Linked DNA regions of Homo sapiens: all the other regions are linked to region 2. A link is a contact called in ENCODE Hi-C data. All regions are on one chromosome and are shown on one strand. The core of a region is the stretch at or near the end of the contact, and the rest is flanking DNA. Distances in the headings are between cores, read along the strand shown. Region 1 holds the start of PI4KA (phosphatidylinositol 4-kinase alpha). Region 2 holds the start of GUCD1 (guanylyl cyclase domain containing 1). Region 3 holds the start of KLHL22 (kelch like family member 22).

Region 1 (4,410 bases), core at 583-3,082, 3.7 Mb after region 2:
TCCCAGCCCTTTGGGAGGCCAAAGCGGGCGGACTGCCTGAGGTCAGGAGTTCCAGACCAGCCTGGCCAACGGGGCAAAACCCTGTCTCCACTACAAATACAAAAAAAATTAGCCGGGTGTGGCGGCGCACCTGTAGTCCCAGCTACTCGGGAGGCTGAGGCAGGAGAATCGTCTGAATCCCGGAGGCGGAAGTTGCAGTGAGCCCAGATCATGCCACTGTACCCAAGCAAGGGCGACAGAGCGAGATTCCATCTCAAAAAAAAAAAAAAAAGAAAAAGAAAAAGACCCTCCAGGATCTCGGTCTGTTGCCCATGCTGGAGTGCAGCAGCACGATCTCAGCTAACTGCAACCTCTGCCTCCCGGGTACAAGCGATTCTCCTACCTCAGCCTCCTGAGTAGCTGCGACTACAGGCGCACCGCCACACCCGGCTAGTTTTTTTTTTTTTTTAATTTTAGTGGAGACAGGGTTTCACCATGTTGCCCAGGCGGGTCTCGAACTCCTGAGCTCAGGCGATCCGACGCCTAGGCCTCCCAAAGTGCTGGGATTACAGGCGTGAGTCACTGCGCTCGGCCAGAATAATTGTTATTGAAGGTACTACTCTCTGAAATCTAAGGATGGGAAGAACTGATGAAGATGAGTTGGAGCAACAAACTCTTAACCCGCACACTATTTGTCTAGGATTTGGGAAGTAAAGGTAAGACCCTGGACTCAATCAAACCCAGGCTTTGGTCAACTAGGCAGCTGTCTGGGCTGAAGGGACTTCAATACCTCTATTGGTTGGTTAGGTGGAGATGTCAATGATGCGGGAAGAACTCGTGGACCACCTGCCCTGATGCTTCAGGGTATCACCTGACACTCGCAGGCACATAGTCCTCTCTTTCTGGCTCACTCCGGAAGGAATGGCCAAAACCCTGTGCCAGATTTTGCACAGGAAATAATGTCGAAGAAACGGACTCTCCATTTCCCAAACCTAGGACCTGCTGTTCAGAATTTTTACTCACCTGGACAGAAAATAATCTGGCGTTTCCCCGTGAGCTAGGCGTAAGAAAAAAAAAATCAACGAAGCAGACTAATAGCTAAGGAAGATTTCTGGGGTAAACTGCCCTCTTCAAGTACTCCAGATGCACATACCTTTACATAGTTAACAGATTGTTACCACCATCGAGTCACTAAGGTGCAAGAATCTATGCTAGGCAACTTGAGAATTCTCAAAAGATTGTGAGCAAAACATTTCTCGTCTCCGTTTGACAGCACAGAGACCGGCGAGTCCACACCAGCCCTGCCCCAGGCTCACCTCGGAAGAGGCGACCCCAACCTTCTCGGACTCGTACATGAGGGCCAGGGACCTGCTGGTGCTGGCGGCCGTGGCCTCAGCCCTGCGGAGGACCTCCTGCCGCAAGTACTGCTGCCTGTCCGCGGGCGCGTCGGGCCCGTCGGGGAGGTCTCGGGCGTCCCTCCAAGGGGCCGGCCGGGCGCCTTCGTCCTCCCCGTCGTCGTCGAACGGATTGTAGCTTTTAGGGTAAGCTGACATGGTGCCGGCGCGGCTCTCGGTCTGGGAAACAGAAGGAGGAGCCCCACTGCCGCCGCCGTCCAGGGCCTCGCCCCGCCCGCCGACCCCGCGGTCGTCGCGCGAACTCCTTCCGCGCGTCGCGCGCAGGTGGCCCCGCCCTCGGAGCCGACCATCGCGCAGGTCGGCTGGGGGGGGCCCACATCCGGCGCGCGCAACCGCAGCCTACTGTCCATCCCCTCTCTCCCCTGCAGCGGTGGGCCCGCCCCGCAGCCACGCCCTATCTAGTGTCAGCAACTGAGAGGTCACGTGGCGGGAAAGCCGGATGCACCTACGCCTGCGCCCTGAGGTCGGGCGCTCGCGGGCCAGGAGCGGGGAGCCGGCGGGCAGCGCCGCGGCTCGTGAGGTGATGGCGGCGGCCCCGGCCCGGGGAGGCGGAGGCGGAGGCGGAGGCGGCGGCGGCTGCTCCGGCTCCGGCTCCAGCGCCTCGCGGGGCTTCTATTTCAACACGGTCCTGTCACTGGCCCGCTCCCTGGCGGTGCAGAGACCAGCATCCTTGGAGAAGGTAACGTCGGCGGGCTGGGCCGCGGGCTGACAGGAGGAGGGGCTGGGGTGACGAAGCGTGGAGGCGGGACGAGGGTCTGTGGGAGGCCGAGGCTGGGCTCGCCGGCAGCCTGTGCGGGAGGGGGCGCCTGAGCGGAGGGATCTAGCGGGGGAAGGAGGCCCTAGTGGGAGGGGCTGGTGAAGAGAGAGGGACCGTGGGGGAAGGGTCGGCGGGGCCTGCAGGGCCGCTGCAGGTGGGTGGTTGTGGGATGGGGGTGGGGGATGTGAGCTGCTGGCCCAGGGAGCATCTTGTGACATCGCGGAGGTGGAGGCTGGATCGTGGGCGGCTGTGCGGAGCAGTGGGATGAGCCGAGGACCAGGGGTCAAGACCTGGGGTTCTGCTTCCGATTTCACCTGCTTTTTATTCCGCGACCTTGGGAAGATGGCTTTCTTGTAAAATGGGGATGCTTTTATCTGCTTTGCCGGCTTCACCGGACTGTGGTGACCAGGAGACGAAACACTGTCTTGAAAGTGCTTTGTGACTGTAAACCAACTGCGCAGTGTTATTCTACGAGGCTGGGGGCGTTAGGTTGGGTAAAAGATTGTGCGTTTGCAGAAGGGACAGTGGCAGGGAAAGGAGAGTGAACTGTCAGTGGGCAGAGAAGTGAACTTGGAATTGCTTCAGAAGAGAAAGGTGAAGTCATGCCAGAGCAATCCTCATCTTGGGAGAAAGGTGAAAGGCAACTCAGTGGTGTGCCTTGAGATCTGGAAAGAGACAGATTTTAGAGTGGGACCTGAATTTGTTCCCTGCACTGGCACTTACTTACCATGTCCTCTTGGGTAAATTTAACTCTTAGAGCCTCTGTATCCTTATCTGTAAAATGAGGTTGTTCTTGAGAATTAAATGAGTTCTAGCATAAAGCATCTTGCACAGGTCAAGGCACAGAGTGGGTGAGCAGTAAATGTCAACTTTCTTTGCCCACCCGTGTGCGATGAGACTCAGCACAGTGTTTAGCTCTGAAAGGATGGAATTATTTTCCCACTCAACTTTTTGGCACATGGAGAGAGGATGTTTTCCGACAAGATAAGACAGTGGTGACCGGAGACCAGCCTGCTGCAGTTGGGAGTGGTTTTGTGGCTGTCTGCTGATGGATGAAGCTGAAAGGCTGTTTTAGGCACTTTTGGCAGAGTGACCTGGTCCTTGGCCTTGTCGGTTCTCATATTTGATTTTATCATGCACCTTCGGGGTGAGAAGGTCCCGGCAGATTGGTGCTAACCTGACTTCTAGCTAAAGAGGGAGTACAATGCAATGGAAAGGACATGAGTTTGGAAAATGGAACCTCTGAATTTAAATCCTGTATCACTTGCTTTCACTAGTGTGACTCTAGACAGGTCAGTTCCCTTCTCTGATACTTTGCTATCTTCTGTCAAATACAAGGTAGTACTTCATAGGAGTATTGTGAAGAGCAACAAAAAGGCACGTGGGTACCTAATGTATGAGCACTGTTATCATTAGATAGTCTGACTAATGGAGTGTAGTGCTGTTTTATTGAATCAAACTCATGCTAGCTAGTCAGCACATTCGCTTCTTAGCAGGAGAGCCAACAAATATATCTTATGACTGATTGCTGGATTCTGGGAGGAGAGAGAAGAGAATGCAGTGAATTGGATGATCTTTAAGAAGCTGGTCCTGCAGCTCCAGCAGTGGTAGCACCCTTTCCACTCAGTAACTCAGAAAAGGGCACCTTGAGCTCAATTTGCTTCTTCAGCCATGTTCACTAGTCACGAGAACATTCTGTAATTGCAACATTCTTAGCTTTGTAGTAATAACTGCTTCAGTTGTCAAGATTATATTTTATGATGGGGCACGGTGGCTCATGCCTGTAATCCCAGCACTTTGGGAGGCTGAGACAGGCAGATCACTTGAGGTCGGAGTTTGAGACCAGCCTGGCCAACATGGTGAAACCCTGTCTCTGCTAAAAACCCAACATTAGCCAGGTGTGGTGGCACGTGCCTCTAATCCCAGCTACTTGGGAGGCTGAGGCAGGAGAATCGCTTGAACCTGAGAGGCAGAGGTTGCAGTGAGCCAAGATTGCGCCATTGCACTTCAGCCTGGGTGACAAGAGCAAAACTGTCTCAAAAAAAAAAAAAAAAGAAAAAGATTATATTTTACAAGGAACACAGCCATAGCCACAGGTTGGCAGCTCCCTAATGCCACTTACTTTAGGAAGTACTTCAGTCTCATTGGCAACATTTACCAATCACTTTTTTGGTTTTTTTGAGAGGGAGTCTCGCTCTGTTGCCCAGGCTGGAGTGCAGTGGTGAGATCTCGGCTCACTGCAACCTCTGCCTCTCAGTT
Region 2 (4,963 bases), core at 279-2,778:
TTACAAAATGGATAGAACGTAAGGTTTAGAAGCAGAGAAACTTGTTAAAACTTCTGCAACAGTTAAAACTGCTGCAACAGTGTGGAAAGCATGAGGGGACCATTGCCTGAAAGGGGACTGGGGCAGAGATACAAAGAACTTTTTAAAAAATGACCGGCTGGGCGCGGTGGCTCACGCCTGTAATCCCAGCACTTTGGAAGGCCGAGGCCGGTGGATCCCTTGAGCCCAGGAGTTCGAGACCAGCCAGGGCAACATGGTGAAACCCCGTCTCTACTTAAAAAAAAAAAAACAAAAAAAAACTCATAGGATTTGGGGGAAGGAGATAGTCAATCAGAAATGACTTCGAGATTACTGCCTGGAAGCTTTGAAAAACACTCACCTGGAGAGATACAGAATGTGAGAAGCATGCACGTTGAGGGGAAAGCTAATGAACTTACTTCCAGGAGCTAGTGAGGCGACGCTGATGTTTGGGTGGCCCAAGCTTCCCGCTTTCTTCCCTCCCCGAGCCCCGCAGAGTTCCATGCAGCAAGTCTTTCTCCAGCCCCTGGCCCCTCACAGGCGCCTCGACCTCCCCTCGCCCGTCCCCAGCCTCACCGGCTCTGGCCTACTTTTCTTCTCTTCGGTCCGCTGCGAAAGATGCTACGGCGAAGGCGTGAGTCAAGCGAATGGCGGGCCTAACACCCAGAATTCCACTCTTTCCCAAAATGCTGCGCGCAGGGCCCGCCTCCTTCCTTTCCCCAGTGTTGAGCGCGGTCTCGCCTCCGCTTCCTCCTCACTCCGCCTGCCGGCTGGGAAACTAGGGCACCAGTACGATAGTTCCGGCACCGGAAAAGAGGGCTGATGACTGGGCCCGGGGGCCGCCGCAACGACCCTTGGGGCCGGCAAAGAGCCAGAGAGGGTGCTCACACTTCCAAGCACCCCACACCAAGGACAGGCTGGACGGCAAGGCGGAGACGCGGGGCTTGGGCCCTCAGACCGGGGACAGCAGGAGGTTGGGCCAAGGGCCAGGACTTCCCGTCACAATTTCATTTGTTGATCCCGGCACCGCCAGGTAAGGGGGGCCCTGAGTGAGGCTAGGTATCTGGTACGGATAAAGTTAGGTATAGAGTAGAGCGGCTGCCCGCTCAGGGTTATCCCTAAAGACAGTTGGAGGAGAGTTGCTTGGGGCCTCGGGGATGCACTGGGCGGGATCAGGGCTTACACCTAGGACTGGCAAAAGAGCGGGACCCGGCAGAGGCGGGGCTTGCCGAAGGGACGAGCCTCTATTCAGGAAATGCACGAGCTTTGGGGCGGGGCTCAAAGAAAGGGGCGGGGCTTCCGGGGCCCGCGTCCTGGTGAGCTGCGCGTCTGCGCGAGGATTGGGCGAGAGGGTGGGGCCACTCAACGCTGAGGCGGCGAATGGCCGGAGCAGACTTAAATCAAGAGGCTGGGGACCTCTAAGATCAAAGTTTGGGGCGGGGCCTAAGGAGGGGGCGGGGCCTCCAGATTCGAGACCTGGAAGGGCTGGGGCGGCGCTTGGGGCGGCCCAGCCGCCGCCTCCCGTTCTCTCCTCCGCAGCGGCGGCGGTGGCGGAGAAGGAACTCGACACGCACCGACCGCCCTCCCGCCCCAGCCGAAGCGGAAGCTGTAGCCCGCTCTGGGCCGGGGCCATGGGCGCCCCGCGCCGCCCGGGTCATGAGGACGGAGGCGGAGGCAGCGGGGCCGCCGCTCGAGCCCGGTCAGTGCCTCTCTGTGGGCCCAGTCTTCACCCTAGGAACGAAAGGGACCCCTCCCTAGCGCGGGGCAGGGTCCAGTCGCGCGACCTTGGGCCGACTCCCGCCTCGCCCCCACACCCGCCTGGTTCCAGTCAGTGGGGGTTTCCTGACACTCGCAGGATTGCGACCCTTGTCAGCATGGTGGGAAGGTCCGGGTAGCAGGGGCACCACCTTCCCCAGAAGCGAAAAGTCCTGCTGGAGCCGCCTTGGGAGCTCCCATGCCTTGGGAAACCGTGGAGGACTGAGGCTGGGAAGGGCAGGAAACTGGCCGAGAGCACCGAGCAATGGAAGGGCCAGTGCCCTGGCCTCCGAGACTCGGCGTTTTGTCTTGCTCTTGTTCTTCACTTTCGTTCTCTCTGCCACGCGGTAGCCTGAGCCCCTTTGGGGCGGAGACCCGGACTGGTATTCAATGTCTTGGCCGTTAGTTTGCTTGCCCAAGACGTAGGGGAGGGGGAAGACGTGATTCCTGTCCTGCTGAAGGCGCGGGGTTGATGACAAACGGAGTTCTAGCTAGTAAACTCTGAAGTGAAGTGCCAACTGTGGAAGAGGTCAACAGCATGTGGGACCCTGACCTTCAGGTGTCACTCCCAGGGAGTGTTCCCTTTTGTGTCTGCTGTGTGGAGTTGGTGGGGGATTTACAACCCTCCTCCTCCAGTTGTCTAGCCCTGTGGTCTGAGACAAGATACTTGCCTTTCCTGAGCCTCAGAGGAGGAATGGCTTACATTCACAGGGAGTGTTCTATGAGGCAGGCGCGCGCTGCGTGCAGTTGTTTACATGCAGTGCCTCATTAATCCTCATAACGAACCAGTGAAGTAGGTGCCCACTGTGATTTGCACTTTTGCAGCTGAGCAGACTGAGTCTGAGATGGGTTAAGTATTAAAGGCTAGTGCACTGCTTGCCTTCCTTAGTGACAGCCACTAACTGAGCTCAGGCCAGGGCCTTCCAGGCAGCCCTTTGGCTCCAGGCAGCAACGTCTGGCTGTGGCTTTGTGTTTAGAAGGCTAAAGCTGTTATGGGGACAGATGCCAAGGCCTCGCCTAACCTTATCACCCCCAACATGAGCACCTCTAGGTCCGATCCGCCCTTGCCGAGGCTGGAGATGGCCCTGTGGGGCCTGCCAGGCCTCAGGATCAAGGAGTTCTAGAGCGCAGGGCAAGAGGAGGAGGCGCAGCTGAGTCTCTGAGAGAGAGCTGCTGTCTTGTGCCACATTTTATAGCTGGACATGGAAAGGCATGGACAGTCATAGCCTGGCAGAAGATAGCCCAGCTAGTCAGTGTCACAGCCCAAGCCACAGAGTAAGGAGGGAGCCTCACACAGAGGGCTGTAGTCTGGAAGCCTGGGGGAGGAGGGGTGCAGAGCAGGGAAGTGACAAGTAGGCCTGGGCATCTCAAGGTATGAGGTCTTTTTGGAAAACGCCTTCCATTCCCCAAGCATATCTAAGTGCCTACTCTGGGCTGAGGGTTGGAAGGAGGCAAATGCAACCTCATCCCCATCTGCCACTGAAGAATTCTCATTGCCTCTTTAAGGACTCCATATTGAGGGGCCCTGAGAGTGAGAGGGATTAGAGCATGGAGACAACATTAACATTTCAGACTAAGGCTCATCAGCTATCATTAGTGATAGTGTAGTTTATGTGTGGCCCAAGACAATTCTTCCAGTGTGGCCCAGGGAAGCCAAAAGATTGGACACTCCTAGACTAAGGGATGTGCAAGAGCAAAAGCTGGGGAGGAAACAGTATGAGTAGAGAAAAACAAAAAGGCAGTGTGTGGCTGCTGTGAGGGGTTCTTGAACAGGCAGGCATTCACCGTGACAGCACAACATCCTGCATAGAGCTCTCCCACTGCTCAGCTCTTTATGAGTCCCTAGGGGTCAGGGCTTGGGTGGGTCTTTAGTTACCTTTGTGTCCCCAGAGCCTAGCAAACAGTGAGGGCTTATTTTATTTTTAATTATCTGGGTGTGGTAGCGTGTGCCCATAGTTCCAGCTGCTCAGGAGGCTAAGGTCAGAGGATCCCTTGAGCCTGGGAGTTCAGGGCTGCAGTGAGCTCTGGTCACACCACTGCACTCCAGCCTGGGCGACAGAGTGAGACCCTGTTTCAGAAGAAAACAAAAAGTTCTTTTTTTTCCTTTTCCTTTTTTTTTTTTTGAGATGGAGTCTCACTCTGTCGCCCAGGCTGTAGTGCAGTGGCGTAATTTTGGCTCACTGCAACCTCCGCCTCCCAGGTTCAAGCAATCCTCCTGCCTCAGCCTCCCGAGTAGCTGGGATAAGAGGCTCTGGCCCCTGCCCGGCTAATGTTTGTATTTTTAGTAGAGACAGGGTTTCACCATGTTGGCCAGGCTGGTCTCAAACTTCTGACCTCAAGTGATCCGCCTGCCTTGGCCTCCCAAAGTGCTTGGATTACAGGCGTGAGCCACTGTGCACGGCCTAAAAAAAGTTTATTTCTTCCAGCAAATATTTATTGAGTTACTATTAAACATTCAACACCAGCAACTGAGAATAACAGTGAACAAGATCAGCAAGTTTCCTGCTGTCTCAGTTCATTTGTGCTTCTATAACAAAATACCTGGGACTGGGTAATTTAGAAACAATAGAAATTTAATTTCTTTTTTTCTTTTTTGGAGATGGAGGTCTCACTATTTTGCTCGAACTGGTCTGAAACTCCTTGGCTCCTCTTGCCTTGGCCTCGTGAGTAGTTGGGATTACAGGTGTGTGCCACTGTGCCCAGCTCTAGAAATTTAATTCTTCACAGTTCTGGAGACTCTGAGGTCCAAGATCAAGGCGCTGGCAGGTTCTGTGTCTGGTAAAGGCCTGTTCCTTGTAGATGGTGCCACCTACGTGTCCTCACATGGTGGAAGGAACAGAAAGGGCATGAACACTGCTTTTACATGACAGAAGAACAGAAGGGCAAAAAAAATGGCCTATGCTAGTTTCCTCCAGCCCTTTTATAAGGCACTAGTTCACTGATGAGGGCAGAGCCCTCCTGACTTCACAAAAGGCCACACTTCTTATTTATTTATATTTTTGGTTGTGGATATCTTCTGCACCCATTTCTTCATACCACCACAATGGAGATTAAGTTTCAACATAAATTTTGGAGAGGATACCATAGCACCTGCCTTCAGGAAGCTTGCCGTCTCAAGAGAGTGGCTTGATGCTATTGTTACTTTTGCCAAGCACTGTGAAGGAAACGAATAGGATGCTGTGAAGGAGAG
Region 3 (4,655 bases), core at 269-2,768, 4.1 Mb after region 2:
AATTTTTTTTTTTTTTTTTTTTTTTTTTTTTGAGACGGAGTCTCGCTCTGTCACCAGGCTGGAGTGCAGTGGCGCGTGATCTCGGCTCACTGCAACCTCTGCCTCCCGGGTTCAAGCGATTCTCCTGCCTCAGGCTCCCGAGTAGCTGGGACTACAGGTGCGCGCCACCACGACCGGCTAGTTTTTTTGTGTGTGTTTTGGTAGAGATGGGGTTTCACCATGTTGGCCAGGATGGTTTCCATCTCCTGACCTCGTGATCCGCCCGTCTCGGCCTCCCAAAGTGTTGGGATTACAGGCGCCAGCCACCAAGCCCGGCCCCACCTTTCTTTTTAACCATGAGCCATCTCCAGCCACATCCTCCCCCTACCACTCTCTCCACCCTTCACAGTCCCTCTCAAAACCACAGTGTGGGACACTCCAACCTTATCCCATCAGGAGGCTCTGTGGCTCCAAGCTCTGGGCGCAGCCATTACGGATACGCCTCGGAGGATGGGACCTGCTCGAAGGTGAGGTGGAGAACAATGAATGCCAAGACCCGCGCACGGACCTCTGGGACCAGGCTTTAAGACTGGGAATTAGATTTACTGCAAAATCTCAGTAAAGGAACGGGCACACAAACTAGCACCTGTTCACTCTGGCGGTGTTAAGCGATTCTCCCCGATATCCCGCAGGGGGCGCGCTACGGTCAGCGGCACCGACCGCGGAGGGAGCGGGGAAGGAGCAGGCCGCGGGAGGGAGGGAATGAGCGCGTGACGAAGGGAACAAGTGGAGGAGAGGAGGAAAGAAGGGAATCAAAGAGGGAGGGAGGCAATGGGAGAAGAGGAGAGGGAGGGAGGGAAAGAAGGGGGGAAATGAGACAGGGAGGGAAGGAATGAGAGAGGGAGGAGAGAACGAGAGTTAAGGAGGGAGGGAAAGGGAATGAGAGAGGGAGGGGATGAGAGGGGGAGACAGGGAGGGAGTGAATGAGTGAGGGAGGAAGGGAATGGTGGGTAAGATAGGAAGGGAAGGAATGAGAGAGTGAAGGAGGGAGGGAATGAGAGGGGGGGAGTAAGAGAGGAGAGAAGAGAGTGAAGAAGGGAATGAGGAAAGGAGAGGGAGGATATGAGCGGGGAGGGAGATAGTGAGGAAGGGCAGGAGGAAGTGAGTCGAGGAATGAGGGTAGGACCGAGGCAAGGAAAGAGTCAATGGATTCAGACGGGGCGACTCTCGGCAAATTCGCTCATTCGTTGGTTCGGCCCCGCCAAGTGCCAGGTGCCGCGCTAGTGCGGGGACTCACTGAGCCTTGGCGATCGCTGCTGTCCTCCGCAGAGCGCCGGAGTGGAGCCGCCCCCTGTCTCCCCGCCCCAGGGCCGCCCCCGCGCTGCTACCCGGCCAGGCCGGGAACCCCCGGGCCTACGTCTGGCCCGCCCGGCGCCTGCGCGGCGCACCCACGTGACGGCCCAGGCCCCCGCCCCGCCGGCTCCTCTCGCCCAGCCTCCCGCCTCGCGCCTCCCGCCTCCCGCCTCCCGCCTCCCTCCAGCTGCGAGTGCGGCCTCGGCTGGCGGCGGCACCAGGTCAGCTGCGAGGCGTGAGCCGAACGGGCCGGGCGGCAGCGAACGCGGGGGTCGGGCGGCAAGCAGGCATCGCTGGGCCGGGGACAAGCTAGCGGCGCGGAGTCCGAGGGGCGCGGGGGCGGGCGCGGGCCGGAGGCTCGGGGGCGGCGACCTGAGGAGAGCCCGCGGCCTGACGTGGCGGGGACGCGGCCGGCGGGATCCCCGGGCGCGGGCGCGTAGGGGCCGGGATCTGGCGCTCGGCCAGGGGCCAGGGTGCGAGGCCTCCTCAGCGCGGCTGCTGGCGCGCCGGCCTCCTGGCACCCGGGCGGGCCCTGTTGCCTGCGGCAGGTCCGAATGCGGCCTTCCTGGCCGCGACCCTCCGCGCTGGAGCGGGCGGCCTTGCAACAGGCGGGCGATTTGGGGCCGGCCTGACGAGCCTCAGTTCCCTCGATCGGGCCCGGGGACTGCAGCCGTAGGAGCCCAGCCTTGCCAGCTCTCCCGGTTTCCTGAGAGGAGCCGGAGATCGCGCTGTCAGTGCAAAATCACCAGAGCGCGAAGCGTCGGCTGCCAGTTCTGACCATTTTAGATCCGGTGCGGGCCGAGCCGAGTGGATCTGGGGCGGGCAGCGGGGCACCGCCACCTTCCGCCTGGGCTCCTCACTGGGCGCCCTCGCTCCGGCCCTCCGCGGGGCCGAGTGCCTCCAAGACGGCTCCCTGGGAGATTCTTCCAGAGCGCACCCTTTGGAAGGCTGCCCCGCTGGGAATCAGCACCCACTCCCTCTCCTCTACCGCAGCCGCCCCCTTTGCCTTTGTGGCCGACCTTGCTTCATGCTGCCAAGGATTGAGTTTCTTTGAGGGGATACTGCTCGTTCGGGGGCCCTACAGAAGGCTGAGGGTATCTACTCAGTAAAATCGTACCGAACTGAAAGTTCCTCTGAAATGATTTTGACTCTGCCATCCATCACTTCATAAAAATTCATCTTGTATCCTTCAGTTTGTAGCTATGTGGCACATTAAGCTTCCTTTCTTCTCCCCACTGAAACTTCGAACAGTACAAAACGGGGAACTTGGCTTGTGATGACTAAAATTGGGGATATGAGACTGGGGGCGGGCGCGGTGGCTCATGCCTGTAATCCCAGCACTTTGGGAGGCCAAGGCTGGCAGATCACCTGAGGTCAGGAGAGACTAGCCTGGCCAACATGGTGAAACCCCGTCTCTACTAAAAATACAAAAATTAGCTGGGTGTGGTGACACGTGCTTGTAATCCCAGCTACTCGGGAGGCTGAGGTAGGAGAATCGCTTGAACCCAGGAGATGAAGGCTGCAGTGAGCCAAGACCCTACCACTGCACTCTAGCCTACACCATATAGTGAAACCTCTTCTCTACAAAGAAAATTTGAAAAATTAGCCGGGCGCAGTGGTGAGCTCCTGTTGTTCCAGCTTCTGAGGAAGCTGAGGTGGGAGGATCACTTGAACCTGGGAGCTTGAGACTGCAGTGAACCCCAAGCTGTCTCACCCCAGATAGCCAGGACTACAGGTGTACACCACCATGCCTAGTTAATTTTTAAATTTTTTGTAGAGAAAGGGTCGCGCTATATTGCCCAAGGTGGTCTTGAACTCCACCTACCTGGACCTCCCAAGGCACTGGGATTACAGGCATGAGCCACCATGCCCAGCCTACTTTGCACTTTTTTTTTTGGGGGGGGGGCAAAGTCTGGCTCTGTCGCCCAGGCTGGAGTGCAATGGCACAATCTTGGCTCACTGCAACCTCCACCTCCTGGGTTCAATCGATTCTCCTGCCTCAGCTTCCCCCTTCCTCAGCCTTCCCAGTAGCTGGGATAACAGGCATGCGCCACCACGCCCCACTAATTTTTGTATTTTTAGTAGAGATGGGGCTTCCTCATGTTGGCCAGGCTGGTCTTGAACTCCTGACCTCAGGTGATCCTCCCACGTTGGCCTCCCAAAGTGCTGGGATTACAGGCATGAGCCACTGTGCCCAGCCTACTTTGCACATTGTTTTTTTGTTTGTTTTTTTGTTTTTGAGACGGAGTCTCGCACTGTCATGCAGGCTGGAATGCAGTGGCGTGATTCTCCTGCCTCAGCCTCCCAAGTAGCTGGGATTATAGGCACCTACCACCATGCCCGGCTAATTTTTTTGTATTTTTAGTAGAGATGGGGTTTCACTATGTTGGCCAGGCTGGTCTTGAACTCCTGACCTCGTGATTCATCCGCCTCAGCCTCCCGAAGTGTTGGGATTACAGGCGTGAGCCACTGCGCCCGGCCACTTTGCGCATTTTGACTGTTGCCTAATGTTCTGTCAGATCACTGTGCCATGACATCTGTTCTCCTGAGGGTGGACGTTTTGGTGATTTAAAACCGTATAGATGTGGTTTTAAATGTTTTAAATGTTGCACCCTGTGCTGTGCTCCTTCCCAGCAGAGAATTGATTCATTTTTCAGCATATCCCCCTTAGCCCCTAGCTAAGTTTCTTAAATTGGACTTGGTAAATGTGCTTTGCCTGCCCATGGAAGATGTCTTTCTGTTTTACCGTACTTGTTTTTGCAGTATGGGTTTAGGGAGTAGCTGCCATTTATCCCTTCCCAAGAGAGCAGAGGCACTACTATGCTCACGGAAGGTGAGGATCCACCTGGGGGCTTGATGTCTATTGGGGTAGTTGTGGAGGTCACCCTCAGAGAAGGAGGCCCTCTTGACTCTGCGGTGGTCATGGTGGTGATGAGAAAGCTGAGGCGTGGGTATATGAGACAAGTGCCCAGAGTCTGTCATTAGCAAGTGGTACAGCCAGCCATGGGGGCTTTTGAGATGTTTGTGAGATAAAACCTCACCCCTCAAGAAGCCGGAATCTCCTTGTCGTGGGTAAATAGGCAGGTTTGGGCCGGGCGCGGTGGCTCATGCCTGTAATCCCAGCACTTTGGGAGGTCAAGGCAGATGGATCACCTGAGGTCAGGAATGCGAGACCAGCCTGACCAACATGGTGAAACCCCATTTCTGCTAAAAATGCAAGAAAATTAGCTGGGTGTGGTGGTGCACGCCTGTAATCCCAGCTACTGGGGAGGCTGAGGCAGGAGAATCACTTGAACCTGAGAGGCAGAGGTTGCAGTGAGCCA

The links. A loop is a pair of places that touch in the nucleus more often than their neighbours do. Pooled maps may share reads with other maps.
Region 1: a pooled map shows a loop between it and region 2 (28-fold over the local background). The contact joins the promoter of PI4KA here to the promoter of GUCD1 in region 2. A Hi-C loop is called at or near these places in 11 of 50 pooled maps.
Region 3: a loop to region 2 is called in a map of B cell, with 13 times the contacts of the local background. The contact joins the promoter of KLHL22 here to the promoter of GUCD1 in region 2. A Hi-C loop is called at or near these places in 1 of 168 maps with a recorded cell type or tissue (B cell), 1 of 37 single-sample maps with no recorded cell type and 4 of 50 pooled maps.

The regions. Positions count from the first base shown.
Region 1 is chr22:20,856,233-20,860,642 of GRCh38, reverse strand. PI4KA (phosphatidylinositol 4-kinase alpha) reads left to right here and starts at 1,832. Exons shown (of 55, transcript NM_058004.4): 1 at 1,832-2,073. The coding sequence starts at 1,918. SNAP29 (synaptosome associated protein 29) reads right to left here and starts at 1,636. Exons shown (of 5, transcript NM_004782.4): 1 at 1,296-1,636. The coding sequence starts at 1,532. RefSeq lists an enhancer at 905-1,714 and silencers at 1,394-2,153, 2,174-2,223.
Region 2 is chr22:24,551,703-24,556,665 of GRCh38, reverse strand. GUCD1 (guanylyl cyclase domain containing 1) reads left to right here and starts at 1,528. Exons shown (of 6, transcript NM_001284254.2): 1 at 1,528-1,717. The coding sequence starts at 1,675. It overlaps SNRPD3 (small nuclear ribonucleoprotein D3 polypeptide), which reads right to left and starts at 667. Exons shown (of 4, transcript NM_004175.5): 1 at 595-667. RefSeq lists an enhancer at 860-959 and a silencer at 1,420-1,779.
Region 3 is chr22:20,492,658-20,497,312 of GRCh38, reverse strand. It overlaps KLHL22 (kelch like family member 22), which reads left to right and starts at 1,518. Exons shown (of 7, transcript NM_032775.4): 1 at 1,518-1,553. It overlaps LOC101928824 (a long non-coding RNA gene), which reads right to left and starts at 1,400. Exons shown (of 4, transcript XR_007068011.1): 1 at 626-1,400. RefSeq lists an enhancer at 352-1,004 and a silencer at 1,199-1,858.